Regions from separate parts of the Homo sapiens genome. Here all the other regions are linked to region 1. Evidence: chromatin loops called from intact Hi-C (ENCODE). Cell type or tissue: dorsolateral prefrontal cortex. All regions are shown on one strand.

What was found. Hi-C counts contacts between places; a loop is a spot of excess contacts. Peaks named below come from ENCODE experiments on the same cell type or tissue, not always from the same donor. Only the 100,000 strongest peaks of a DNase experiment are listed, where the experiment ranks them.
Region 2: a loop joins it to region 1, with 13 times the contacts of the local background. A loop is called at or near these places in 100 of 110 quality-filtered maps.
Region 3: a loop joins it to region 1, with 2.5 times the contacts of the local background. A loop is called at or near these places in 31 of 110 quality-filtered maps.
Region 4: a loop joins it to region 1, with 2.6 times the contacts of the local background. A loop is called at or near these places in 5 of 110 quality-filtered maps.
Region 5: a loop joins it to region 1, with 3 times the contacts of the local background. A loop is called at or near these places in 30 of 110 quality-filtered maps.
Region 6: a loop joins it to region 1, with 3 times the contacts of the local background. A loop is called at or near these places in 13 of 110 quality-filtered maps.
Region 7: it touches region 1 in a loop (4-fold over the local background); 14 of 110 quality-filtered maps call a loop at or near these places.

The regions. Positions count from the first base shown.
Region 1 is chr3:170,810,100-170,814,099 of GRCh38, forward strand. All of the region lies in intron 2 of LOC105374211 (a long non-coding RNA gene), which reads left to right. Among named protein-coding and RNA genes, the nearest start is that of RPL22L1, 58 kb to the right of the region's middle. In dorsolateral prefrontal cortex, CTCF peaks have their summits at 2,064 (motif pointing left) and 2,265; a DNase peak (open chromatin) is centred at 2,062; H3K27ac peaks cover 1,837 bases.
Region 2 is chr3:170,412,188-170,416,187 of GRCh38, forward strand. No RefSeq gene overlaps it. Among named protein-coding and RNA genes, the nearest start is that of CLDN11, 4.7 kb to the right of the region's middle. In dorsolateral prefrontal cortex, CTCF peaks have their summits at 2,129 and 2,338; a DNase peak (open chromatin) is centred at 2,154; H3K27ac peaks cover 795 bases.
Region 3 is chr3:170,552,328-170,556,327 of GRCh38, forward strand. All of the region lies in intron 1 of SLC7A14 (solute carrier family 7 member 14), which reads right to left. The region is part of intron 2 of SLC7A14-AS1 (SLC7A14 antisense RNA 1); the gene reads left to right. Among named protein-coding and RNA genes, the nearest start is that of SLC7A14, 32 kb to the right of the region's middle. In dorsolateral prefrontal cortex, a CTCF peak has its summit at 1,654 (motif pointing right); no DNase peak of the experiment used is centred here; H3K27ac peaks cover 402 bases.
Region 4 is chr3:170,513,062-170,517,061 of GRCh38, forward strand. The region is part of intron 2 of SLC7A14 (solute carrier family 7 member 14); the gene reads right to left. The region is part of intron 2 of SLC7A14-AS1 (SLC7A14 antisense RNA 1); the gene reads left to right. Among named protein-coding and RNA genes, the nearest start is that of SLC7A14-AS1, 48 kb to the left of the region's middle. In dorsolateral prefrontal cortex, no CTCF peak of the experiment used is centred here; no DNase peak of the experiment used is centred here; H3K27ac peaks cover 2,290 bases.
Region 5 is chr3:170,688,999-170,692,998 of GRCh38, forward strand. All of the region lies in intron 2 of SLC7A14-AS1 (SLC7A14 antisense RNA 1), which reads left to right. Among named protein-coding and RNA genes, the nearest start is that of SLC7A14, 100 kb to the left of the region's middle. RefSeq lists enhancers at 1-65, 66-638. In dorsolateral prefrontal cortex, CTCF peaks have their summits at 1,586 (motif pointing left) and 1,786; a DNase peak (open chromatin) is centred at 1,573.
Region 6 is chr3:170,187,276-170,191,275 of GRCh38, forward strand. No RefSeq gene overlaps it. Among named protein-coding and RNA genes, the nearest start is that of PHC3, 7.5 kb to the left of the region's middle. In dorsolateral prefrontal cortex, a CTCF peak has its summit at 2,038 (motif pointing right); a DNase peak (open chromatin) is centred at 2,029; H3K4me3 peaks cover 602 bases.
Region 7 is chr3:170,497,523-170,501,522 of GRCh38, forward strand. It overlaps SLC7A14 (solute carrier family 7 member 14), which reads right to left. Exons shown (of 8, transcript NM_020949.3): 3 at 3,587-3,823; 4 at 1,145-1,362. The region is part of intron 2 of SLC7A14-AS1 (SLC7A14 antisense RNA 1); the gene reads left to right. Among named protein-coding and RNA genes, the nearest start is that of SLC7A14-AS1, 32 kb to the left of the region's middle. In dorsolateral prefrontal cortex, a CTCF peak has its summit at 2,241; a DNase peak (open chromatin) is centred at 2,259; H3K27ac peaks cover 3,918 bases.

The DNA.
Region 1 (4,000 bases):
TATTAACTGAAGTTCAGTGTTAGTCATACTTCCACTTTCCCCTGACCACTCCCTCTTTCCTCATTTTATAGCCAGATGCTAGCGTTTAGCAATAAAGTAGCCATTCATTCCCTCAACCTTAATTACTTGATAGTATCCATTGAAACAGAAACACACATGAACTAAATCCCTAGTGATGAAGTCCATTGCTTGACCATAAAAATGATAAAACAGACTCCTGACAAACAATAACAGTCCAGGTTGACTTCCTATGCAATTAAAACCAGACTCCTGGAATTTCCAATTCAAGAACAGAATACATGGAAATAATCAGAGTTGATTATTTTTCTAAGCAGGGAAGGTTAGAAAGCTTCCTGTTTTAGAATGTAAGCACTCTTTTCCAGCTTCATCATTATACCATGCCACATAAAGATATGACTATACCCCTTTTCACTATTCTTTCAGTTTTTAAAGGTCTGATTAGTAGTACTATAGCCCTGAGTATTTCTCCATAGATTCAATTATCTCCCTATGCACAGTATAGCATAGTGGTTTAAATACTCGGGCTTAGGGGCAATTAGACCTAGGTTCCAAACCAGGCTCTACTTGGGTGTGTAATCTTGCAAAAATTTCTTAACATTCCTAAGCTTCAGGTGCCTCATCTATGAAATGGCAGTAAAAATACTAACTTCACGGTAAATTTTCTGTGAGAATTGAAGATATAAAAGTTTGGTGTTGAGCACATTGCTTGGCCTATAGTAAGTAATCAGTAAAAGTTAGCTGGTATTGTAATTATCATCGTCATCATTCATATAACCATTGCCAATGTAAGATCCTCAATTACAAGGAGAAGCCAGAGAAAAGGGAAGGAGATTTCAAGTAGTTCTGGTAGACAGTGGCTTTGTAGCTAGGACTAAAAAATACATTCAATTTTAAGTCAGAATGCCTGAATTTAAATCCCAGATCTATATGAAGGTACTTAGCTTCTCTGGTCCTCGGTTTCCTTATCTGTAAAATGGAGGTGGTAATAGCAACTGGCAGATTGTTGTAAAAATTAAATGAGATAATGACACTGAACGTTTCAAGCCCAACACCTGCCCCAATGGCAGGCAAGCTTTCTTGCTTTTGCCTAATGAATATTTTAGGGCCCTTGCCCATGGTCTAACTTCTGCTTCTGACTGTCACCTCCTGCAGATGAGATGAGGGTGGCAAATCTGGATGCAGGACGCTCTGGGAGAACCTGGCAATCACACTTTCAATCTTTTGATCCGATAATCCCAAATACAAAGAAGAAGGCCCTCAGCAGTTCTCTATTAGGTATAAAAGGGAAGAAAGCCAGTTACAATGGCTGGAAGACCTTAGAGGAAAGGAGGCCCCGGGAACATGGGGACTAACAGCAAATCCTGGTACTGGCCACAAGCCACAAATTTGTGTAGGGGTAGGGAAGAGGATAGGGGATGGCTGGAGCCTGAGACCTGGTGTTTCCTATGATCAGTGCACCTAGCTTGATGACTCATGTTCTTCTAGCTTTTGGCAGCCTAGACTGGTATGTCACTGAAATTTAAAAGCTCCCTGAAATATAGGCAGCATTTTCTCTCCAGCTGTATTTTGAAAAGATGACACAATTTGGATGCAACCTTGTTTTCCAACCTGAAGCAATATTCAGACAGTGTGTTGATGTTTTTAAGTCAGTAGGTGTGTCTGTTTAGTATGTGTGTGCATGCGCGTAAAACGCTCTCCCTCGTGATGCAAAACATGCCCTTTTTCTAATGCCCACGAAAGAAAGTTATCTTAAAGTGAACAATTATTTGTTTGGGATGTCACACTCCAGAACTCTCCACCAGCTAGTCTATTGGGCCCGCTAGCTTCACAGAAGTCAAGGCCAGGTTAATGCATACTATATTATTAGCGAAATAACTAGGTCTTTAACACCTCTCCCTCCAAAAAACAAACACACAAAACAGCTTTAACTTTCATCCCTCTCCAATACCACACTGAATGCCCCACCCTAAGCCATAGCCCTATAACCTCCTCCTCCCCTCTCCTCTTCTGAATGAGAAACCATGAGTGCCCCCTAGTGGTTCAATGGCCGTAATTGCACTCCCCAGCTTTTTGTTTGCCTAATTACTAAGTTTTACCAGCAGGGTTGCAGCCAAGTTCAAGTGTCAAGTTCAAGAACATTTTTGTACTGCCATGTGGTGATTCTGTTGCAGCTAATAAAGAGCTTAAAAGTCTTTGGGTCTGTGAAGCATAATCTCAGCTTTTTCTGTTTGGCGGATCTTCTTAGGTTCTCCTTGGTTCTGCACAGCTGATAATGTGAGAGGGGTTGCTGCTCTCCTCTTGCCGCAACCCCCACCCCAGGCCTTCTCACTCCCAAAACCTACCAAAACGTACCAAGCTGCCTCTTTGAATCTGCTGGCGTGGTAAGGGGAATGGTGTGGCGCATGTGAAAGAGATTGTCCCAAATGGGCAGAACCTTGGGACCCCAGCAAAATCCTGTGTTTAAGTTCTGGCCCAATTGCCAAAGTTCATCCCCAGTTCTTGTTTCAGACTAGCTCAGAAATTCGTCTCATTGATCCCTTTAAGGGCTTTTGTATGCGACTCTGCCACATCAAGAAAATAGCTCTACTACCACCCACTCAGAATATTTGCAGAATTTGCTTTCTTGAGATACGATCATAGCAAAAGCCATGCAGGAATCCCCACTTACCACAGAGGTCCATTTCCAGACATCTCATTGTGACCCCACTCCTCTGATGGCTGCAGACTCAGTCCCCAGAGGAGGAGCTCCTTGAGGCAGGGGTTGAAACATTTTTATAAATTATTATCCCCAGCATGTGGCACAGGGCCCAACATGTAGTAGGTGATCACAAAATTTTCTGTCAGGGAAAGCGTTAAAGTACTGAACTACTCTCCCAGTCCCCAAGCCCATTCTGATGTTAAACTCCTAATTCCCAATGTGACTGTTTTTGGAGTTCAAGCCTTTAGGGAGGTAATTAAGATTAAGTGAGGTCCTAAGGGTTGGTCTATAATCTGAAGGACTGGGGTTCTTATAGGAAGGAGAAGAGACACCAGAAATTTCTTTCCTTGCGTGCTCACAGAAAAAGGGTTATGTGAGGACACAGGAATAAAGTGGCTGTCTACAAAGAACAGGAAGAGAGGCCTTACCAGAAACCAACCTGATCACACCATGATCTTGGACTTCCAACCTCCAGAACTGTGAGAAAACACATTTCTGTTGTTTAAGCCATCCAGTCTCTGGTATTTTGTTAATGGCAGCCCTAGCAAACTAATACAGAAAGGGAAGCTCTTTAATGAGATTCCTGCAACCAGACCATGGCACAGTTCTAAATTCCAAAGAAGGAGGGAGGACAGACACTAACACGTGTTGAGAGCTGACGGATGTGGCAGCACTGAAGCAGCTGTTCCTGGAAATTCACCAGTTGTCTTCTGATCTAAAAACACTCCTGGGGAAGCTCGTGAATACCCACGGGTGAAGTGTTTTCCCCTGTACTATTCTCCCTACTAGCCATTCCCCAGTGCCTGGCTTTCAGTGATCTCTGGGTATGTGAACTCGAAACCAGCATTTCAGTAGGGAAGATGTAGTCAGGCAGAAGAACGTGCTCCTGTCTACCCAAGTGATGCTCCTAAGTGTCTCCATGAATGTCTATGAGTACCCAGGAATGAATGTTGTGTTTCTCATCCTGCATTGGATTTTACAGCCTTCATTAAATTTTGACCAACAAAATTGAGTGAGAAAAATCAGGCTTCCTGCAAGGAATGAGCTAAAACCAGTGTCGGGTTCTCACTGTGAACCTTGCATTTCCCTTTAATAACAGACATCAGACCACCTGCAAAAACATTACGTCTCACTAAGCCAGGTAAGAGTGAAACTAGAGAAAAGTAGAGGAAATGCCTTAAGTCAAAGTTTTGATTTGTAAATCTTAGAGGAGGACATGAAGCCCATGGATAAGCAATAGACTGGAAGAGTACAAAATGATACAAGAGGCAGTTTGCCTAC
Region 2 (4,000 bases), 400 kb before region 1:
TGTATTTTTAGTAGAGACAGGGTTTCACCATGTTGGCCAGGCTGGTCTTGAACTCCTGACCTCATGATTCGCCCGCCTCAGCCTCCCAAAGTGCTAGGATTACAGGTGTGAACCACTGCGCCTGGCCGACAAACACCTGTTCTTTATTATTATTATTATTATTGGGAGCCAGAGTCTCACTCTGTTGCCCAGGGTGGAGTGCAGTGGCGTGATCTTAGCTCACTGCAACCTCTGCCTCCTGGATTCAAATGATTCTGGTGCCTCAGCCTCCCAAGTAGCTGGGATTACAGGCACCCACCATCACACTGAGCTATTTTTTGTATTTTTAGTAGAGACAGGGTTTCACCATGTTGGCCAGGCTGGTCTCGAACTCCTGACCTCAGGTGACCTGCCTGCCTTGGCCTCCCAAAGTGCTAGGATTACAGGCGTGAGCCACCGTGCCCTGCCCCTTAATTATTAAGATAGAGAATTTAAAGATGTGGCTTTTTAGTTAGATTATTTCCTTATTTTTCACTTCAGCACTTATATACTCTATTACTACTATGTTTTCTGAAAATGTAATCGCTAGTTGAATTTGGGCTAAAAATAAGGACTTTTGCTCTTCTTCAGGAACTATGATCTCATAGGTTGAATTAGACAGGATATCATTTAATGCAGTCTGAGACTCTTGGCAGAGAAGTGGATGAATAGAATTGCTACTTGAAGAGAGAAAACACTCTGAGAGGATTCAAGCCTAAAACTCCAGGTACAAGTTTTTCATTATTTTACTCTATCTACAAGCTGAAGGAAGGGAAATTTGGGATGAAATGGCTTCTGAAGGAATGATATTCTAGTTGCACTGTGAAGAAAGGGCAAGATATGGGGGAGCACCTGGAGCCCTGTTGTCTGTTCTAGAGAACCTGGTGTGTTTTCCACAGTGATTGTTGGAGAAATTTCCTGAAAAGGAATTTTTTCCCCTCTCGTAGCTGAATTTGAATCTCCAGGTGGAAGTGAATTGTGAAGGTGCCACTCTTCTCTGCTGGAAGTATATGCATTGAGGCCAGCGTGTCTAGGTAATTAGAGACTTTTCTGTTTGAGACCTGAGCAGTACACATCCCTTCTACTGCTGAAGGCTTCACTTTCCTGTGGGCGGCAGGTGGGTACCCGAGACCACAAAGAGCTGTACTCTGCCTCTTGCCCACTCCCTAGACCAGCTCCAATCACCACCTCCTGATTTCTTCTGCATGGTGTCTTCAGGTTCTCATCCTAGTGGAACTTGTAGGCTTGCAAATTCAATCTCTCCCTTTCAACCCTTCAGTCAGCTCCATTCAACAGGTATGTATTGAGTGCCTTTGTGTATGCCACGTACTGTGCCACATTCAACAGTTTCGGTGATGAACAAAATAGACAAAATCCTGAAACTTACAGGTCATTTCATTTTTAAAGCCTATGTTTGATATTCTTTTTATGCTATGAATTTGTTCTACAGTATTTCTAAAAATGTGTGTATGTGTGTATCATCAAATATTTAAAATCCACCAGAGGAATTTATCCCTTAAAAAGAGGTCCCCAGGCCGGATGTGATGGGGAGCTGAGATGGGGGTATCTTTTGAGGCCAAGAGTTTGAGACCAGCCTGGGCAATACAGAGACCCCTCCCCCATCTCTATAAAAAATACAACAATAAAAAAATTAGCCAGGTGTGGTGGTGTGCACCTATAGTCCTAGCTATTCAGGAGGCTGAGGTGGGAGAATCACTTGGGCCCAGAGTTCGAGGTTACAGTGAGCTATGTTTGTGCCGCCACACTTCAGCCTCCAGGGGGACAGCAAGACTCTGTCTCTAACAAAATAAATAAATAAGTAAATAAGGGCCTAGTAGAAGTACTTGATTTTTTAATTGAGTAATCTTGCTTAAGTAATTTCATATATGTCCTGTGTTTTCATGTTTGGTTTTCTAAAGAGGTGAATCATCTTTTTAAAATATATGAAGAAAACTTCCACAGAGAAATGCACATTCCAGTTGGGTTTAATTATCCCTCATTTGGAATGTGCAAAGCTGAGGTTAATCATGTTTCTCTACAAGTTACAGCTCCCTTCAGTTTTTTACCAGCCATGCAATGATAAAAGATAACCACTAGCAGGCGCTAAGAGCCTACTCGTTGGCCCAAACTTTGCTCTCAATGTGGGGTTTTGATGCTTGCCAGCAGTCACATCTGCTTTGTGGTATGCATTCGTGCTGTATCTGAATAGCATTTTAGTTTGATTGACTATTTTTGGGTGTAAATGGTAGAAGAACAGTTAACCAGGCCTTTTCCTTTGTTTAGTTCACATCTGGGTTTTAGGGCCTTACTGGCCCTAATCCCCTAATCCTCCCCTTCAAATACCTTTGAATAAGAGTAAGATGAAGGAACGAACTTACGCTCAAGCCACAGAGCATATGACTCATCTTATATTTTTTTTTATAATGGAAAAAAACATTGGACTTAGGGTTAGAAGACCTGAAATCAGGTCTCAGCTCTACCTTCCTAGTTCTGATATGTACTGTGGAAATGTGAAAAGATGGCATGGCAGAGTTTGCTGAGAAAAAATTAACTGAGAAGACCTTTGTCTGGATGGTCTGGGGACCAACGATTGACGTTTATCTGAGGGTGATTAGACCTTGAGAGACTGACTCTTACAACTAAAGGGTACCTGAGACTGTGACAGACCCAGAATATCAGTTTAGTAAGTTGTGCTGCATGGGAAGTCAGGTCTTAATCACAAAGAGGGTTTGGGAGGAGAGCCACAGCCAAGCAATGTGGATGATATTTTTTTTTTTTTTGAGACAGAGTTTGCTCTTGTTGCCCAGGCTGGAGTGCAATGGCATGATCTCGGCTCACTGCAACCTCCGCCTCCCGGGTTCAAGCGATTCTCCTGCCTCAGCCTCCTGAGTAGCTGGGATTACAGGCATGTGCCACCATGCCTGGCTAATTTTGTATATATATATATATATATATATTTGATATGGAGTCTTGCTCTTGTCACCCAGGCTGGAGTGCAATGGCACGATCTCGGCTCACTGCAACCTCCGCCTCCCAGGTTCAAGAGATTCTCCTGCCTCAGCCTCTTGAGTAGCTGGGATTACAGGCACCTGCCACCACGCCCAGCTAATTTTTGTATAATTTTGAAACCCCGAGACGGGGTTTCACCATGTTGGCCAGACTGGTCTCGAACTCCTGACCTCGTTATCCACCCGCCTTGGTCTCCCAAAGTGATGGGATTACAGGGGTGAGCCACTGTGCCTGGCCGCAATGTGGATGATTTTAGCAAAAGTCTCAGCTAAGATAGCTTGAGGGACTTCCCCACCCTACAGAGCCTTGCTAATGGCACCGCATCCTCAGAGTCTGTGAGCCACAGACTCTGAAAATAGTCAAGGATTCCCATTGCGTCTCTCTGCCTCTTGGCCCCCAGTTCTCTTTGCTTCCATGGCTTCCTGCCTTCCTTTTGAAGGGACAAGCCCTCTCTTTACCTTGGGCTAATGAATTCAAACAGGTTACATCTTGTGGCCTCCTCAAGTGGCCTTTTGTACATCTATGCTGGAATGGATTAGACACTGGCTTTACAATTGCTTTCATTGGATAATAATAATACCCTAATTATTTAGCTTGTATCTCTACCAAAGGGAACTCCCACTTCCAATTAATCTACGCTTCCTATAAATCATTCTAACAGTGTCTAATGTGAATGAGTGTCCAGCAGTGCTGGGCACTATGCTGAGTACTTCATATAAATTATCTCACTTGATCCTCACCATGCCCTAAGGGGGCATTTACTATCTCACTTTGTACATGAAGAACCTGAGAGTCACGTAGGTGAAGGGCCAGCTCAAGTGGTGAAGACAGAATGTGAACCTAGGAGGTCCCAGTCCAAGACAGCAATCTTAACAACTTGGCAATTTTTTTTTTTTTTTTTTTTTTTTTTTACCATTTAGTGCCTGAGTTCTGAAATCTGGCTTTACAAACACTATGTGTGTGTGACCTGTGG
Region 3 (4,000 bases), 260 kb before region 1:
TGTTGGGCATTGAGATCAGTTGCCTAACAATGTAAGGATGTATTTGTGGACTCTTAATTTTATTCCATTGATCTACATATCAATCTTTATAGCACATATAAAATTTATACATAGTACTTTATGTTTATATGCAAAATGGTATTGTGTTCTGGGATGCTGAGATCATTATTAACAGGTTTTTGACCTGTGTGATTGTCTGGTTGTATATTTGAAAGCGAATTCTTCCTCATATGTGACCGTGCTGCCCATTGCAGTACATCTAACATTATTAGCCTCTGACAACTAAATGACACTGTGTCCCCCAACTGTTTTGACAGTCAAGACATCTCAAAAATTTCTAGAACATTGCTTAGGAGGCAATACCACACCCATTGAGAGCTTCTTTTCTAAAGTTATCTTCTGCATCCTTTTGCCTGTTTTCTTCTCTGCCTTTTCTAGCCCATGTCCCACATGGTTAAAATAGGAAACTGTCCAGGTTATTCCTTGCTTGAAAGCTTTCGATGACTCTTTATGGTCTGTAATATGAAGTTCAAACTTCTCAACATGACTTATCAGCTTGATCACCTTCCAAATCCTTTTCCTACATTCCACCTAGCCTGTGAGATTATTGATCTCCACATGCACTGCCCCTCTACCAGGTATACCTACAGCTCTTTGAAAATCACATTCATCCTTTGGAACTAGCTGCATCAGCTCCTGCAAAAGCCTTGCTGTTCTTCTATTCAGCTAGTTGTGCCCTGCCTTGAGCTCCCCAAAGTGCCTTTTGGGGGGAGTTTCATTCCGGCATTTATCATTCTGAAACACAAGAGCTGGATTCTCTTTCTGCCACTGGCTGTAAGTGCCCTGTCTTGTTCATCTTGGCATCCCTGGCTCTACCTCAATCCCAAGCACAGTGCCTAGCATATCATTAAGGTCAGTAAATTTTGGTCGAAAGAGTGAATCTTCAGTATTGCCATATGTTCTTACACCTTAGGAAACTAACTGTTCTAGTTCTTCTGAGACATTGATTAGTCTTGCAGCTCATAAAGATGTATTACCATTTGTTTATATACTACATATGCCCTTATTTGAGATGATAGGCAATCTGTACGTGTAATTTTAGGGAGTAAGGGAAACTCCCAGTTCAAAACAGTAACATTGTCATCATCGTCGTCATCATCATCATCATCATTGCAACAATAGAAAGCCTGCCAAATAGCAAGAATTCTTTAATGGGGCAAAGCTTTTTTGTCCAAAAGGAAAGAGACAGTTTAAAACTCAAATATCCCATGTGAGATGTTCAAGGATGATGGAAATGTCCGGTGGAGGATGAGCTGAGGCTATGAACAGTTGAAGAAGTCCTAGGACCTAAAAGGAGCCATAGTGCAGGGGCTTCTGAAATGAGAACAGGTGGGAGAATAGATTTGTCTGAATTGCAGCTGCTATGTTTAAGCGACTTGCTTGCCAATATTGGAACTAGAGTCAACCATAAACACAAATGCTCCCATTGCAGCTCTGGTGCCCCAGCCACCGTTAAAAAAACTTTTTTTTTTTTTGGCATGGTTTGACATTTTAATATTATCTTTTTTTTCTCTTTCCAAAATTAATACACATTAATTGGAAAAGTCTTGAGAAACATGGCTAAATAGAAAGAAGCAGTACCCATTACCATGAATTCCACTGCCTACAGATGGCACTATGAATATATCATTGTGCATATTTCCAGTAGCTTTGTTTCTCTCCGTATTTTTAAGACCTCCTTGGTGTGACTCTGATAGTCAGTTGTTAAGGAAAACTGCAAATTCCAGAGCTAAAAAAGAAAAAAAAATGGGCAAGAGCAAGAAGAGGATGAAAACAATAAATGTTGAGACATTTGCCAGCTCTTCTTTTCTGTCCGGGAACCATGCTGGGCATGGCTAGGAGTGATTAGAGTATTGATACTATTACATCTTCCACTGCACAGCCATGATGTCAGTAATGCAATTCAGAATGACCAGAATGAAATTAACCATGAGTCAGATGGCAGCTCCTGGCTTCTTAAGCTAAGGAGAAATAGTTCTTGTAGGAGGTTTATTAATTCACATTTTGTCTTCCATGCCTATGTTTCATTTATTTAGTACAAAGTCTCAGGGGCCATGTGGAAATTGCACTGTAACTGATGTTCAGCATTTCCTTTTCCCAGCTGGGTGGCTTCTCCTTCATCTCCACAAAGAGCCAGCACTAGGCCTTTGTGACACAGTCCCTTTCTCTCTCCCCACAGCATTCACCTGCTTCAGCCTTCATGAGCCACCAGCTGCCCTGACCACTGCAGTCACAGCCTGATTGGCCTCTGCTTTCAGTCCCTTCCTCCCTATTCTCTGCCCCACGGCAGATGTTCCTCCTAAAGCCCAACTGTGGTTATTATCTCTTTGCTCAGGAGCCTTCAACAACACCCTGATGCAAAAAGAATGAAGTTTATATCCTTAGGTTATTTGCCCTCATCTATTTTTCCTTACTTATAGTCCCTTACTTGAAGATGGTGCCAGTGGAAAGTAATCTGTGAAGAGGTTGCCAAGCACTTTTAAAAAAATATTGCTTGTGGGACGGGCGCGGTGGCTCACGCCTGTAATCCCAGCACTTTGGGAGGCCGAGGTGGGCAGATCATCAGGTCAGGAGTTCAAGACCAGCCTGGCCAGCATGGTGAAACCCCATCTCTACTAAAAACACAAAAAATTAGCCGGGCATGGTGGTGCACACCTGTAATCCCAGTTACTCGGGAGGCTCAGGCAGGAGAATTGCTTGGACCTGGGAAGCGGAGGTTGCAGTGAGCCAAGATCACACCACTGCACTTCAGCCTGGGCAACAGAGCAAGACTTTGTCTCAAAAAAAATATATATATATATAATATATATATTGCTTGTTTAGCTAATTATGAAAGTTATACATGCTCATTGTGGACAATTTGGGAAATACAGGGAGTGTGAAGAAGAAAATAATAATCACCCATATTCCACTCCCTAGAATTGGCCACTGTTAACATTTTGGTTGAAAATGGTCTGAAATTATGTTCAATCTGTATATACAATATTGTATCCTGCTGTTTTCACTTATCATTATATTAAGAACATTTGTTCAGATGATTAAAATATTCTTATAAAATATGATTTGAATGGTTGTTCAACATTCCACTATATCCAGTCATGCATTACATAATGATGGGGCTATGCTTGAGAAGGACTTCCCTAGGCAATTTCATCACTGTGCAAGCCTCATAGAGTGTACCCACACAAACCCAGATGGTACAGCCTACTACACACCTAGGCTACATGGTATCGCCTGTTGCTCCTAGGCTATAAACCTGTACAGCATGTGACTATACTAATACTGGAGGCAATGGGAACAGAGTGGTAAGGATTTGTGTATCTAAATGTAGAAAAGTTACAGTAAAAATATAGTATTATAATCTTATGGGACCACGGTTGTATATGTAGTTTGTTGACTCAAACACCATTATATAGCACATGACTATAGTGACATAATTGATGTAATTATCCATGTTGATATTGTTAGACATTTAGTTTTCTATCAAATTTTTCTATTATAAATAATACTACAGTGAACTTGTTTGCATGTAAATCTGACAACATCTTTGATGTTTGCTTAGAAGAGATTCCTAGAAGATGGTGCCTTACAACTCTTCTGCTCATTACTTTAACAATTGGCATAGTTTCTTTATCTCCCCTACTAAATGTGCAATCTGGCACAAAGTTCTGCCCATAGTGGGTGTACCACAAATGTTGGTTGTACTAAAATATGGTTTACCTCCCTGGGCTTCAGTTTCTTCTTTTGTAAAATGAAGGTGTTGAATTATATCATCTTTTTGCAATGAGATGCTATGGTTTTTGTACTTTCAGACCTTAGCTAACATGTATCTAAGATATGATACTCATAAATAGTTGTGATCCCAGCCCATTTCTTATATGGCAAATTCATTTTCTGTGGGGCTTATAATGGCCTGTAACCTGGATAAAGACTGGGGTCT
Region 4 (4,000 bases), 300 kb before region 1:
ATTGTTTCTAGCTAAGTAGCTCCTACTGAATGCAACAGCAATGGTGAGTTTTGAGCTAAATTTTGAACAAGAGAACTCCAGTGAATGGAATAGTGACTCCCTTGGATACACTGGGGGGCTTCTTGAAAGAGGCTTTCCCACCAAGAAAAATAGCAAGTGCCCTTGGCTGAGCTTATAGTATTTTGCCACATAAGCACTCTCCTAATTAAAATAATCTTAGAAATGTTTTCAAAGGAGCAGGTGTTTGTATCTATACTTCACATATAAGAGAAACTCATTATATTGGTTATTTTTCTTTAGAAGTCAAAGAAATGATAAGCTAGGGCATTTATAAACAAACTCTCAAGAGAAATTAATATAGCCAAGGGCTATTGTTGAATTTATTCCAAGTGGGAAATGTCTAAAGAGTTAATAAGGTCTACAGATATATTTGTGCAAATATGTGTATATGCATACATATGTAAATGTATACATTATATATATATTTTCAATTACTTTGCAAGGGACTTTTCAGGGCCAGATCTATGAGAGTGACGAGTGGTGAAGAATAGTATATAAAATGTCTATGTTGCATGTTAGCAAATAATTGCTTTTCACATACATATTCATGACTTTTAACAAGGCACAGGCACAGGTTGTGTCCAGGACAAATGCATTCGTTGGGTTGTTAAATAAAGGATCCATTCTCTTGCTTGCTGTTTGCTCTTCTCCATGCTAATGCTTCCCTTTGCACTGTGGTGTTGGCCTTCATCACACCCCAGAAATTGCCATCTCTAACCCACAAGCTGTCAACAGAATGGCCTTTTATCAGTGTCCCTGCAGCTTGTGATGCAAACACTCATTCCCTCTCTGTTCCCTTGTGTAAGAATCTGTTCTTCCTTTGGTTTCACTCCCTTTCTTCTGCCCACTTCTTTTCTTTCTTCATCATCGCTTCTTATTTATCCATCTCCATCTGTGTGTAGTCATTTAACAAAGTTCTCCCTTCAGTTCTTTTCTCTCCTTGCACCCCTTGCTTTGGTGATCTCACCTCCTTGCCAGGGCAAGTGTCAGGAGCTTTTTGATTCCCTGGGGTGGCCGTGGCTCCTTGTCTGCAGCCTCTGTGAACTAGCAACATGAGGAGTGGGCCAGAGTGTTCAAAGTAGATGGCCTGGCACATGCAAAGCTCCTGAGCTGCTGTGATCAGCGAGTTAGACTCCACTCAGAAAGTCTGCTGTGCAGACCTCTGAGGGCAAGGGCTGGTGCTTGGCATAACTCCTTTTCATGAGTTTTCATCAACATTCCTGTCTCAGGTGTTTATCCCATGGCTGTCGGCAGGTACCATGCCTTACTTATCTCTGCATCTCTAGCATCTATTTCAGTGCACAAAGTTGAGGCTGCTTAAGTATCACTTCTTCAGAAAAAGTACTTTGTCATGATACCTTGTTTATTTTCCTTTATAGCACTCGTCACTGTTTGTAATTATTATACATATTGATTTACTTGTTTTGAGGCACAGCCTATTAACAATGTGTTTTAAGGCATAGCCTTGTTAAAGGAGGCTGTTCCTGTAGAGAAGAGAATTCTTCTTGGGCATATACTTTCAGAGTCAAAAGCGTGCTCTTTGCACAGGGTTCATCTGGAGGAAAGTGAGTAGGAGGCAAGTCTACCCATTTTTTTGCTAGCGGCGGACTGAGGAGCTTCAGCATTGGAACCAGGACTACTCATTTGCACTAAGAACCTAGTCTTGTTAGGTTGGAAACTGGCCAATACTCTTGGTAGTGGTGATAATAATACAAACATTACTGAGCATTTACTATGTGCATGGGCATATTAAGCACTTTACATACAAAAACTTAATCTTCACAAGATGGTTATGATGCAGAAACTGTTATAATTTCCATTTGCAGATGATGAATCCAAGATCTCAACAGGTTATCAGGACTTCTCAACCTTTTCCATATCACATAACCCACCTTGAAAATAATATTTGGGCTAAGCACGGTGGCTCATGCCTGTAATCCCAGCACTTTGGGAGGCCGAGGCAGGTGGATCACCTGAGGTCAGGAGTTCTAGACCAGCCTGGCCAACACGGCGTAACCCCATCTCTACTAAAAATACAAAAATTATCCCTGCAGGGTGGTATGTGCCTCTAATCCTAGCTACCCAGGAGGCTGAGGCAGGAGAATCACTGGAACCTGGGAGGCAGAGGCTGCAGTGAGCTGAGATCATGCCACTACACTCCATCCTGGGCGACAGAGTGAGACTCTGTCCGCCCCCCCCAAAAAAAAAATATATATATATGTATATATATATTATGGATATGGAAAGGTTGTAATGTATAAAAGGGCGAGGCTGCTCACTAGCCTGGGGCCTATATCACTTTCCAGGTGTCCTAAAGCTGAAGGATCCATATCTTGGCACACCTCTAACTTTCAGCAACCTGTTTGGAAAGCTCTAGGGTTAAATGTATTTCCCAAGTCATACAAGGAGAAAATGACAAAGCAGGGCTTGAACTGAGGCAGTTCAGCTACAGGGACTAATTGCACCTGGCTCCCAGATGCTAGCTGGGGTTAGGATGTGTGTTGGGGTGGGGGGGGAGTTGAGACAATAGGCCCTTCTTTACAAATCTTTCCCCTCTCTTGGTTGTTTTTCATGCAAACTAATGAGACAGGCAATCTAATTCAAACTCTTCATTTTTCAGAGGAGGAAACTGAGATCAGGACATGTGAATGACTTGCCTGAGGGCCCTGGACTGCTGAGGGTGAGAGCTGGAATCAGACCTCAGGTGTCCCGACTTCTGACGCAGGCCTGATTGTCTCTTGCAGCACTCACAATTATTTCACGTGTGCACATCTTGTTTCTTCATATTGATATCAAGCCCTTTGTCTCAGGGTTCTTTCCCATGTTCTGCAGCATCTCCTGCTATGCTGGGCCCAGAGAAGGTGGTCAGTCCCTCCTACAGCCATGCTAGGTGCTCATGGCATGCACTGTCCACACTACTAGGTGCTGCAGAAGATGTAAAAGAAGCCCAGGTTTTCCTGGCTTTGCTGGAGGAAACTCATTATCACCATCAGCAATTTAAGAAACTTGCAAATTTCTATTAAAATGTGCTCACCTTCTCTGAATTGGTTAACTGACATCCTTCCTACAGGGCTGTCAATTGATCCCTATATAGAAGAGCTACATGAACTTTACAACACCTTTCTCCTCACTGCTGACAGGTGACAGAAAGATGCTGAGCTTACAAGTCATCTTCATGACCTGACTTAGAGAAGTTTTGATCTGGAAAAGTGCTCTGCTAGTCAATAGGGTGAGGTACAGGGTCTTTTGAAACCCCAATAAACGTGAGCGTTCCTTGATTCATTTGGTTCTCTTTGGTGAGTTTTTAAATTTAGGGGTGGGCCAGGCACAGTGGCTCACAGCTGTAATCCCAGTACTTTGGGAGGCTGAGGCAGGAGGATAGCTCGAGGTCAGGAGTTTGAGACCAGCCTGAGTAACACAGCGACACCTGTCTCTACAAAAAAAAAATAATAATAACAATAAAATAAAATAAATAAATAAAGAAGAAGAAAGAAAATTAGTTGAGTGTGGTGATGCACACCTATAGCCTCAGCTACTGAGGAGGGTGAATTGGGAGGATCACTCGGGCCCAGGAGTTTGAGGCTGCAGGGAGCCATGATCATGCCACTGCACTTCAGCTTGGAGGACAGAGTGAAATCCTATCTCAAACATAAATAAATAAATAATAAATTTGGAAGTTTGTGTCTGTATGAAGCAGCATGGGGGTCATGGTCTCTGGAAGCAGGCTGAATCATATTTAGACCCAGCCTTTGCCACTGACCACCCTGTGGCTCTGGACAAGTCACCTAACCTCTTTGAGCCTGAGTTTTGTCATCTGCAAAATAAGTATGATAATGGCATTTATTTTGTAGGGTTTTTTGGGATTATGCAAATGGTTTTCAGCTAGTGTGAGGCACAGCAAAACTGCTTGTTTAGTTTTATGATGAATCATAAAATGGGG
Region 5 (4,000 bases), 120 kb before region 1:
AGTGGGGGTCGCAAGGTGCTCAGTGGGGGTGATTTTTGAGCCAGGATGAGCCAGGAAAAGGACTTTCACAAGGTAATGTCATCACATAAGGCAAGGACCCGCCATTTTCACTTCTTTTGTGGTGGAATATCATCAGTTAAGGCAAGGACCAGCCATTTACACTTCTTTTGTGGTGGAATGTCATCAGTTAAGGTGGGGCAGGGCATATTCACTTCTTTTGTGATTCTTCAGTTACTTCAGGCCATCTGGGCATATACATGTAAGTCACAGGGGATGTGATGGCTTGGCTTGGACTCAGAGGCCTGACAGGGACCACACGTGTGCAGTGCACCACTATGCCCAGCTAAGTTTTTTATTTTTAGAGACGAGGTTTGCTATGTTGCCCAGGCTTGTTTCCAACTCCTGAGCTCAAGTGATCTTCCCACCTTGGTCTCCCAACGTGCTCGGATTACAGGCATGAACCATCTTGCCCAGACCCATCCCTTGTTTTTTTACCTATCAGATGAACTCTCTTTGTTCCCCATGTAGAGGCAGAGACTATTACCAGTGACATTCCAGTTCATTTCCTTTTTCAAATTCTTTTCTGGATTGCTTCTCTTCCTTTTAACAAAGAGGGAAAGTACAGTTCAGTGGGGGCAGGAGACATGGGCCTAGCAGGCAGTCTGTGCCACCAGGCTGTCAGCATTAGGACTAAGTCTCTCACAGACATTCTAGAGCTGCCCCTGGGGCTTTGCCTGCTTTGGCCTCAGGACAAGTGATCAGTGAAGAGCATTCCAAGGAGTTGAGTCTACCCTTCAAGATTCCTTACATATTTTCTGGAAAAAAAAAAAAAAAACACTTGGTGCCTTCAGATTCATATGCAAAGGACCTCTGTGCAAATGAAAAGCCTAGTAATTATCAAGAATACGTATCATAATTTTACAATTTAAAATATTTACTTAGCACTTTAAAGTCTTGAAACAAATTATTGCCTTAGGTTGTGTTTTTTAAAATAGTGAAATAGTTTAGGTATTTAAGTTCTAGCCCTCGCAGTAAGCTATTTTTATATTGATTTTTATCTGTGCCAAATATGGTGCTAATAGCAAGCAATGGGGGAGAGTATTATGTGTCTATTGACACTGCATGAAGTATAAGTTCACCATTATTGTGTCTACACTTATAGCATGGATTTGCCCAGTGCTGCTGAAAGGATGCCCAAGGATGTCTTTCTCCTGAATGAAGTCTCAGTGGCATGGCAGTTTGGGAAACGTTGGCCTAAAACAGAAAACGTCTTCCCAGGTGTGGGGGTGTTAGAGCAGCAGAACAATGCAAGGAACTTCAAAACTCCTGATGCCCAGACTATACCCTAGTTAGACCAACTGAGTCAGAATTCCCCGGGGTGGGCGAGACTTGAGTGAGAACCTACTGTTAGGAGAAAATATGTCTTCTCTCATTGTTTCCATTTCCCCCTTGTTCTGGGCTCTGTGGGCAGGAGAGTGGGAAAAATAAAAAAGAGGATGAAGTGGGGCCTTTAAAATGTCTTGGAGAATAACCACCACCACCACAGGAAGTGCAGGGACCCCGCTCCCCCTAGTGGCGGTGTGCCGGAGGCAGCTGGAAGTGCCTGGCCGGCCTGGCCGGCCTGGGCGTTATGTGTGTTAGGAAAGCCGTGTGTCTTCTGCAGGCTTCCTTTTTATAAAATGTGTATTCTATTTATGCGTATTTATTTAAATTTTATTATGTTTACCTATTTATTTATTGTTTATAAATATATGCTTTCTGTATTTTTGTATTTTATGTTTATATAAAGGTGTCCACTGTGGAGCTCTCTAACATGTTCTGAGTCTAGAGGAGGCAGGTGAAGGTGAAGGCCACACGGTGACCCCAGATGCTGTTCCCTGGGTGGGATCTGATGCCTTATTCTGAAAACGTGGGGCACAGTGGCCTGGCTTTCAGAGCAGATCTGACCTTGGAGTGGATTGGTCCCCATCCCTTCAACACACACATATACACATTTCCCCAGTTCCTGCAGAGCAAAGATATGCCTGCTCCTTGATAAAACTTCAGCATTGGTCCTGGTCATTTTTCCCATAAGACTTCAACCAGGATCCTTTTGTGTCTTTCTCCTTGTGTTTAAAGCCAACCACATGTATTTTGACATGTGGACCTTTTGTACAAAAAGCCGTGATATCCTTTATCCCCACTTGGGTAATATTTCCTGCCCTGGGATGCGACGTGGGGTAGAGGGAGGGTGAATTCTGTCCTGAGGCTGCTGTGCCATATTCTGCTTGTTTGATTGGGCTTCTGCAACCTCTACTAAGAAATATACACTGCAAAGCAAGGTGAAGGGCAACAGCCCTGAGCACCACTTCTAGCAGGTGCGGAGAGAGATTCACAGCACCTGGCCCATGTGTCTTCCCACTCAGATACCAGTGGAGGCCCACGCACCATATGTCTGGATACCTAAAAGTTTTACATCAAGCTAAGAGACTGATGAATTAATATGTTCCGTCCTCCTACTTTTCATAAATATGTGTAAAGATCTGAGAGGCCAAGCTCAGCTGCAGCCTTCTTGGACTTCTCAGAGTTCTCCCCAGAATGTGATGACCTGGGACAGCTAGGGATCCCCACTGGCAGCCCACTCACCCTCTTTTCCCATCCCCTGGCTTCATCCGACCCCACAAGGAGCCTCCTGCACATAGGCACACTGGCTTCCCTATCCAAGCCCTGTCCACACGAGCTTGTAAACAGCCTCCTTTTGGGGACCACAGGGGCCTAGACAGATTTATAATGGTAGCATAGTCTCCATGTGGAAGATGGAGATGTAGAAGAGTCCTGTGTAGGTCTGGAGACATGTGAGCAAAGAATTACTGCATCTCAAGTATCTGGAATGTGGAGAGAAGGGAAGAAATGGGTTCTGGATGGGCTCATTCCATTTTCATCGCTATACAAAGAAGGATTTTTAAATTTTTTATGTTGGAATAATTTTAGATTTACAGAAAAGTCACACATATAAGCAAAGAGAATTCCTGTATACCCCTCACCCAGTTTCTCCCATTGTTAATGTCTTACATTACCATGGTACATTTGTCAAAACTAAGAGCCCATTATTGGTACGTAACTGTTATCTAAATTCCAGACATTCTTCAGACTTCACCAGTGTTCCTATTGATGACCTGTTACTTACTATTCTAGTATCTGATCCAGGACACTACATTGCATTTAGTTGCCATGTCTCTCCATTTGCTTCTGGCCTATGACAGTCTTCAGTCTTTCCTTGTTTTTTGTGACCCTGACAGGCTTTAGGAATGCTGTCCAGGTATCCTGTAGGATGTCTCCTAATCTGGGTTTGTCTGATTATTTTGCTTATGATTAGACTGGGGTTATGGAAGGAACACTGCAGAGGTGAAGTGCCCTGTTTCTGTCCATGCGGGCTGCTGTGCTTTCCATCTCAGGTACAATGGTTCCCTGCAGAGGTCCAAACTCAAATGTCTTCAAAAGCCAGGCAGGTAATACAACTGAGGTGAAGAAGTGGAAAAGAGCAGGATCAAATGACAGAAAGAAACAAAGGGCAGTGGCAAAGCTGAGAGTGCTTCCTCAACTGAAAGGGCTGCAAATTCATGTTTTGTCTACAATACTCTGCTGGTCAAATCAAACATTCTGTAGGTTGGCTCAGGCTCCTCCACGGTAAAAACTTGGTGCCATACTCTTAAGCATATACGGTCATACAGACAAGACCGAGGCTAGTCTTTCTGGGCTATACTAACCCTTTTCTCATGTCAGCAGCTTTTGTCCTGAATGTAGCTCCTTGGTAACATTTCCTTGGAAAGATCTGAAAAAGAGCCTTCACTTGGAAGCCAAGAGCTCTTGATCCCAGCAGGTTACTCACTTGTCAGTGTCCATGTAGCTGACTCACCTTAGGCCTAGATGTTAGAATCCATTTTCTTACCAACCTCACACAGTTATAGTGCAACATGAGTCATTTGTTGCACTTCTATGAATGAGTTATTGAGCATTTCTA
Region 6 (4,000 bases), 620 kb before region 1:
TGTGATGAGACAAAAAGTCCAACAGACTTAGATTTTAACGCTGAGCTCACTCCTTTACCAAATGAGCCACGTTGAGCAAGTAATTTAATTGCTTCAAGTTTCTTGGGGTTTTTCTGTTTTTTGTGGTTTTTTGTTTTTTTTTTTTTGAGACAGAGTCTCACTCTGTTGCTTAGGCTAGAGTGGTGTCACAATCTCAGCTTACTGCAACTTCTGCCTCCTGGGGTCAAGCAATTCTCCTGTCTCAGCCCCCCGAGTAAGCTGGGACTACAGGTGCCTGCCACCATGCCCAGCTAATTTTTGTATTTTTAGTAGAGATGGGGTTTCACCTTGTCAGTCAGTCTGGTCTCGAACTCCTGACCTCAGGTGATCCATCCACCTTGGCCTCCCAAAGTACTGGGATTACAGGCGTGAGCCACCATGCCCAGCCCAAGTTTTATTTTATAATGTAAAGAAAAAAGGGGATGATAATACCTCACAAGATTGTTGTAAAGTCTAAAAAAGTCTAATGTAAAGTCTTAAAAAGTCCTCTTTTTCTTTTTTTCATTTAATTTTTTTTAGAGACAATCTTGCTATGCTGCCCAGGCTGGCTGGAGTGCAGTGGCTTCTCACAGGTATGAACATAGCTCATTGTAGCCTTGAATTCCTGGGGCTCAAGTGATCTTCCTGCTTCAGCCTCCTGAACAGCTGGAACTACAGGCACTGACCACCATGCACCTTTTTTTTTTTTAACTTTTTATCGAGGTCCTCTTTCATCTAGATTTTCTCAATAACTATGATTGAATATGCATAATAATCAGTTTTAAATGCTTGTTGAGAGAATGAAGACTTGAATGTTTGGTTGAATAAGACAAAATTTCAGTATAGCCTGTAAATTTGAATGGCATATAGATAGACTTGCTTTCTCTTTAATACTCTAAAATCAAATACTTTTTTTGGGGGGGGACAGATTCTCACTCTGTCACCCAGGCTAGAGTGCAGTGGCCGAATCTGGATCTCGGCCTTGGCTCACTGCAAGCTCCACCTCCCAGGTTCAAGCAATTCTTGTGCCTCAGCCTCCCGAGTAGCTGGGATTACAGGTGCATGCTACCACACCTGGCTATTTTTTTGTATTTGTAGTAGAGATGGGGTTTCACCATATTGGCCATGCTGGTCTCAAACTCCTGACCTCAAGCCGTCTACCTGCCTCAGCCTCCCACAATGCTGGAATTGCAGGCGTGAGCCACCACGCCCGACTCCAAATACTTTTACTAAACCAATTTTTTTTCCTTTTTCTTTCTTTTTTTTTTTTTTTTTTGAGACAGAGTGTCGCTCTGTCACACAGGCTGGAGTGCAGCGATGTGATCTTGGCTCACTGAAACCTCTGCCTCCCGGATTCAGGCAATTCTTGTGCCTCAGCCTCCCGAGTAGCTAGGGTTACAGGCTCACACCACCACACCTGGCTAATTTTTTGTGCTTTCAGTAGAGATAGGGTTTCACTATGTTGGCCAGGCTGATCTTGAGCTCCTGACCTCAGGTGATCTGCCTGCCTGCCTCAGCCTCCCAAAGTGCTGGGATTACAGGCATGAGCCACTGCACCTGGCCATAAAGCAAATTTTATTGAAACTGAAAACATATTCCCTAGCCTTGCTACCTCTCACCTACTTTTGCAATAGATCATTATGTTAATCATATGCTTGGCGAGGCGCAGTGGCTCACTCCTGTAATTCCCAGCAGTTTGGGAGGCCGACATGGGCAGATTACCTGAGGTCAGGAGTTCGAGACCAGCCTTGCCAACATGGTGAAACCCTGTCTCTACTAAAAATACAAAAAATTAGCCGGGCGTGGTGATGCGTGCCTGTAATCTCATCTACTAGGATTACTAGGGAGGCTGAGGCAGAAGAATCACTTGAACCTGGGGGGCAGAGGTTGCAGTGAGCCGAGATCGGTCCATTGCACTCCAGCTTGGGCAACAAGTGCAAAACTGTCTCAAAAAAAAAAAAAAATCACATGCTTACCAGTCTTACTTTCCCTTATATACCAGTGGGTGGCACTGTACACAGTTGGCTGTATCTCCCTCGGTGCTGAAGAGTGGAAACAGAGCATTAAAGTTGGAAGGGACTTTCGAATTGATGTGACCCATACTGAGGAAGAATTCATGGCAAAAGCAGAATCTAAACTCTGACCTCCCATCCTCCCATTCCAGAATTTTTTGCTTAGTGCCACAAGGCCTCACTACAAGTGTGCAGATGCTCAATAAACACTTGAGGATGCTGTACACTCTCATTTCCATTCTGCTTTTATGCTTAGTTTCTGCTTAGCATTGTGGCAGCTTAGAAGCACTGTTGTAAAGCAGGGCTTTCGAATCAGACAAACTAAGACTTGAATCCTGGCTCTACCATGCACCAGCTCTGTGACCTCTTACAATCCTATCAGCTCCATCTTCAAAGTATAACCGCATCTCTGGCCACACCACTGTGAACATGCATGAATTCCTCAAAACACGTATCAAATCTGACATTTCTTGTCACCTCCACCATTATCAGCCTAAGTCAAGACACAGATTTTTTCCTGGACCACAGCAATAGGCTTCTGACAGGTCACCTGGCCTCTGTTCTTGTTCCTCTACAGTCTATTCTGCATACAGTACCTTAAGGAAGAAATGTAAACCAGAGTGTCACTGTTCTCTCAAATCCCCCAGTGGCTTCCTGTCCCACCAATATGGCCCTGAGTGATTTTCCCTTGCTCTGTTGGCTGCAGCCTCACTGGCCTCCTTATTTCCCCCCTTAGCACTTGCTACTTCCCCAGCCAGGGATGCCTTTCACACTGACCTCACTTCCTTATTCCATCCAGACCTCTGTTCAGACATCTCCTCAGAGAGCGCTCCTTGACCACCCAACCTAATATGGCCCTCTCATCACTTTTCTTCCCTTATCCCACTAACTTTTCTTCATAGCACTTCAATGCAACAGACATTATGTACATACTTACTTGTTTATTTATTTACTATTCCCACCAACCTCCAGGTTGTAAGCTCCACATTTTGCTCACTGTGATATTCCTAGTTCTTAAAACATTAAGCGCTCAAAAATTATGCATTGAATGAATGAAACTCCTTAACCTCTCTAATCCCCACTTTGCTAATCTAAAAAATGAGAATAATATTTACCACAAAGTTATTGTGAAATTAAACAAAAAATGAAATAATGTATATAAATAGAACATTAAAAATGCTCAATAAGTGTAGCTGTTATTGTTCACTTTTTGTTGTTTTGCCACATATTATTATGCTAAACTAAAGCAAAATAATCCTTCTATCCTATTTCCAAAGGACATATTCTTTAATTATGAGGCAATCCCTAGTTTTGAAAGTTAGCATTATACATTTCTTTAATTTGCATATGCTATATTTTAAAATATTGGGCTTCTGTAACTGAGAATAGATTTTTGCTTGTATACTTCTAATGTATTAAAATAAAAATTTTGGCCAGGCACAGTGGCTCATGCCTGTAATCCCAGCACTTTGGCAGGTCGAGGCGGGTGGATCACGAGATCAGGAGTTCGAGACCAGTCTGGCCAACAGAGTGAAACCCCATCTCTACTAAAAATACAAAAAATTAGCCGGGTGTGGTGGTGTGCGCCTGTAATCCCAGCTACTCAGGAGGCTGAGGCAGGAGAATCGCGTGAACCCGGGAGGCAAAGGTTGCAGTGAGCCAAGATCATGCCATTGCACTCCAGCCGGATGACAGTGCGAGATTCTGTCTCAAAAATAAATAAGTAAAATAAAAATTTTTGGCCAGGTGAGGTGGCTCACAGTAGTCCCAGCTACTCAGAAGGCTGAGGTGGGAGGATCATTCAAACCCAGAAATTCAAGGTTGTAGGGAGCCATGATCGTGCCATTGCACTCAAGCCCGGACGAAAGAGCAAGACCCTACTATCTCAAAAATAAGTAAATAAATATTAAAAATATAAAGCTTTATATCAGTGTCATGTCAAATCTTTTTTTTTGTTAACTCGGTTTTTT
Region 7 (4,000 bases), 310 kb before region 1:
TGCAAAAGCAAAGTGGGTGGAATCCTGGACTTGCTTTCTGTCATCAGTTCTAGGCAGACTTGCCTCTCTCGACCTTAGGTTGTTCATCTGTTAAATGAACGGATAGGACCAGGTAACCTCTAAGGTCCCTGACAGCTCAAAATTCTCTGATTTATGTTCTACCATGAAAAAGAGGTGGGCTAGTGAATTTCACCAATAAATCCACAACATAAGTATTTTTAGTCATCCTAGAGAAAGAAACCAGGTGCAACTCACAGCCACTTGTCAGTATAAAGAATTTGCCTCTCTGACCTTCCTATTTTTCTCTAGCATAAACCGCACTAGCCAGATCATGGAATGAGATCTGAAAACATCCTTTTGGTCCAGCCCATGCTCTTGCTAACCCCTAGACCACACCAGGTAAACCTGCCTGTTATGAACTATGCCTTTGGAATGGGATTTATAGCACAGCCCTCCATTAGGCCAGCTCAGCTGTCCTCTGACCTCAGTAGGACTCTCCTCCTAGAGTCAAATGCTGACATTGGAATTAAAAACTGTTATTTTCCTAGTGTCATACCCAGGCAAAACTCATCCCTTCCCTACTGTCCCCTTTCCCTGGCCTCCTTTATTGCCTTGTGTATTTATGTTCTTCTTGATCTCTCTTAGTAGATTGTAGACATAATTCTATAGAACTGAGCTGTTCTTGCACAGACTTTGGAGCCAGGCAGTCGTGGCTGACTGGGTTCTGCCACTTACATTGTGTGTTTAACAGTAAGCCATTTGAACTCTCTGAATGGGAGTTTTTTTCATCTTTAAGAGCAGAATGTAAATATCTTCCTCACAAGATTATCAGGATGATTAAATGAGATAGTACGTGCAAAGACACTTAGCACAATTTTAGGCAATTGCAGGTTGCCAAAACATTGAATCTATTATTATTATTTGTATAAAATAAGATCTTAACAAATGCCTGTGGAAAAAAAAACAACACACAAGAACCACTTCTTCAGGATATTCCAACTAAATTAAGATCAAAAGGTGATAAAGAGGGTGCTGTGGTAATTATGGAACAGAACAGCATTTTCTTGAAAATATGTCTTAGGTTGGTCACAGGGTAGAAGGCAGAGTGTGTGACAGGCACACCAGGTGTTTGGAACAAACTTACCCCTGACCAGCCGTGGGGCAAGAACTGGCCCTCCGCCCAGTATTTCCCATTGATGAAGAAGAGGCCTGCGATCATGATGAACACCCATACTGCCAGGTTCAGCACATTGAGAACATTGTTGAAGCCTATGGAATTCTTCACCCCCAGAGCAACAATGATGGTCACGATGACCGCGATCAACAGAGCCAGAAGGTCTGGGTATGATTCTTCACCTTTCCCTAGAGAGGAAAGACATGATTTGACATTGTCTGGAGGGAAGAAAGGGCCATGCAAACTCCTGGTCCTACCCCACTGCATCCGTACTCAGCTTTAAGAAGGGCAGTAAACTGGGAGGCCGAGGCAGGCAGATCACGAGGTCAGGAGATTGAGACCATCCTGGCTAATACGGTGAAACCCTGTCTCTACTAAAAATACAAAAAAATTAGCCGGGTGTGGTGGCGGGCGCCTGTAGTCCCAGCTACTCACAAGGCTGAGGCAGGAGAATGGCGTGAACCTGGGAGGTGGAGCTTGCAGTGAGCCGAGATCACGCCACTGCACTCCAGCCTGGGGGACAGAGTGAGACTCTGTCTCAAAAAAAAAAAAAAAAAAAAAAAAAAAAAAAGAAGGGCAGTAAGTCTTTAAAAGGAACTCTGTGTGTGTGTGTGTGCACCTACACATGCCTATGCTATAGTCCACAAGCAGATACCAGTATCTATTTGCAAATGAGCAGGATTTGGTAGATAGGTAAGATGATCTGGTATCCTGGACCAAAAATTGGGCTATGTGGTGTGACAATTACAACAGCGCCTATGAAACCATGGCACAGAACATTTGAAGTGGGAACCATCCTGGGATATTTGGGATGTATATTTAGGTCTAACATGTTTGAAAATTGTTTTTAGCTTCATTATTTTTAATTTTACAGTCTGTAAAATTTCCATCCCATTCCCAAACCTTTTCTTTATCAACAATTTTAAGAATGTGTGTCTTTGAAAATGATGGTAAGAGGGGTTTTCTGTCCTTTTGTGTATATGTGGTTGTAGAGAAAAAAATAACCAGTGAACACGCCCTGCCTGCTTGGTTTTGCCCAACGGCCAGTGGACTCCTGCCCTCTATAGAGTGGAAAAGGCACTGCCTCAGCTGCAGGGATCTTGAATTTCAGCTGTACTTTTGCCCATAGCCAGATGTGTGGCCTTGGGCAAGTTGCCTCATCTTTCTGGACCTCATTTGTAAAGTGAAGGACATGAATGGCCTGATTTTGGAGGACTCTTTTAGACCTAAAATTCTATGCAATCAGTACACAGAACAGGTTTGTTCTTTATATTTTTATCTTGTCATGGTACTTGGGTGCTCAGCATTTTTGTCAGTTCTTTTGATATAGGAATATCGAAGTTAGATGACTTGACACAGCCACAGAATCATTCCTTGGAAGTTCTGAGGCAAGATTCCAGAGCTTCCTCAACTATTGTTTAGCTTTTCTAGAATGTGAGTTTATCAGGCATCAAGATGGAGAGTGGCCGGGCACAGTGGCTCATGCTTGTAATTCCAGCACTTTGGGAGGCCAAGGTGGGTGGATCACAAGGTCAGGAGTTTGAGACCAGCCTGGCCAACATTGTGAAACCCCATCTCTACTGAAAATACAAAAATTAGCTGAGTGTGGTAGCTGAGTAGTAATCCCAGCTACTCAGGAGGCTGAGGCAGGAGAATTGCTTGAACCAGGGAGGTGGAGGTTGCAGTGAGCCCAGATCATGCCATTGCACTCTAGCCTGGGCAACAGAGCAAGACTCTGTCTCAAAAAAAAAAAAAAAAAAAAAAAAAAGGAGTGGATGGCAAATGATGGATGGAGCCTGAGGTCTCATGGTATTTGTTACACGAGCTTCTGATGGTTTAGCATTCACTGTTATATTACCCCTCCCTGACCTCTTCTAGGCTGGAACCCATTTTATTCATTAAATTTTTTTTCATTGAAATTTGGAAAAAAAATCTGATGAAACCACTGGAGAAATTGCTGACAGTTCTTTTTTTCCTGCATTGGTTTTATTTTTATATAGTTATTGACATGTGCCTGTATGGTTTGTAGCCTTTGACGTATGACATTACATTAAAACATAATCCATGTTATTACAAGTTTCCCTAATCATCCTTTTAATTGCTAGCTACATAGTATTTGTCTGCAATTTACTTAGTCACTTGCCCCACTGTAGAATATTTAGGCTGTCTCTAACTTTTTGTTATTGTAAATAAGGCTGTGGTGAGCATCTTTTTGTATAATGCTTCCATGGACATTAGAATTATTTTTTAAGGATGGATAGATTCATAGAGAAAGAATTACTTTGCAAAAGAAAAAGAGAGATATATTTAAGGCTTTTGATACATTTTGCCAAATTGCTTTCTGAAAGGAGAACTCATTTATGTGGCTTGGTAAGTTTGCATGTTGAGGGTAGGAGGATGTGGCAGTCTCACCCAGGCCATTGAGGGTTCCCACGCTGTCCGCCATCCAGCGGCTGATGGTGTGGTTGGCTAGTGAGTCAAACATGCTGCTCAGAGCACTGGCTCCGGCCGCAGTGCCAATCAGGTACTCCAGGATCAGGTTCCAGCCAATGAAAAATGCCACAAATTCCCCAACAGTGACATAGCTGTAGGTGTAGGCAGATCCTGTGGTCTTGGGGACTCGAACTCCAAACTCTGCATAGCAGACGCCTGCAAGGGACAGACATACACAGATGGTGGACTTCAGGAGATGAGCTGACATCCTGTGGCCAACAATCTTGGGTGGAACATACTGAGACTTTCTAGGATCTCAGAACAAATACACAAAGTTTTATGTATATGAATCGATTCAGAGCCAACTCTTACCTCTTCCAACCTCACTTCTGA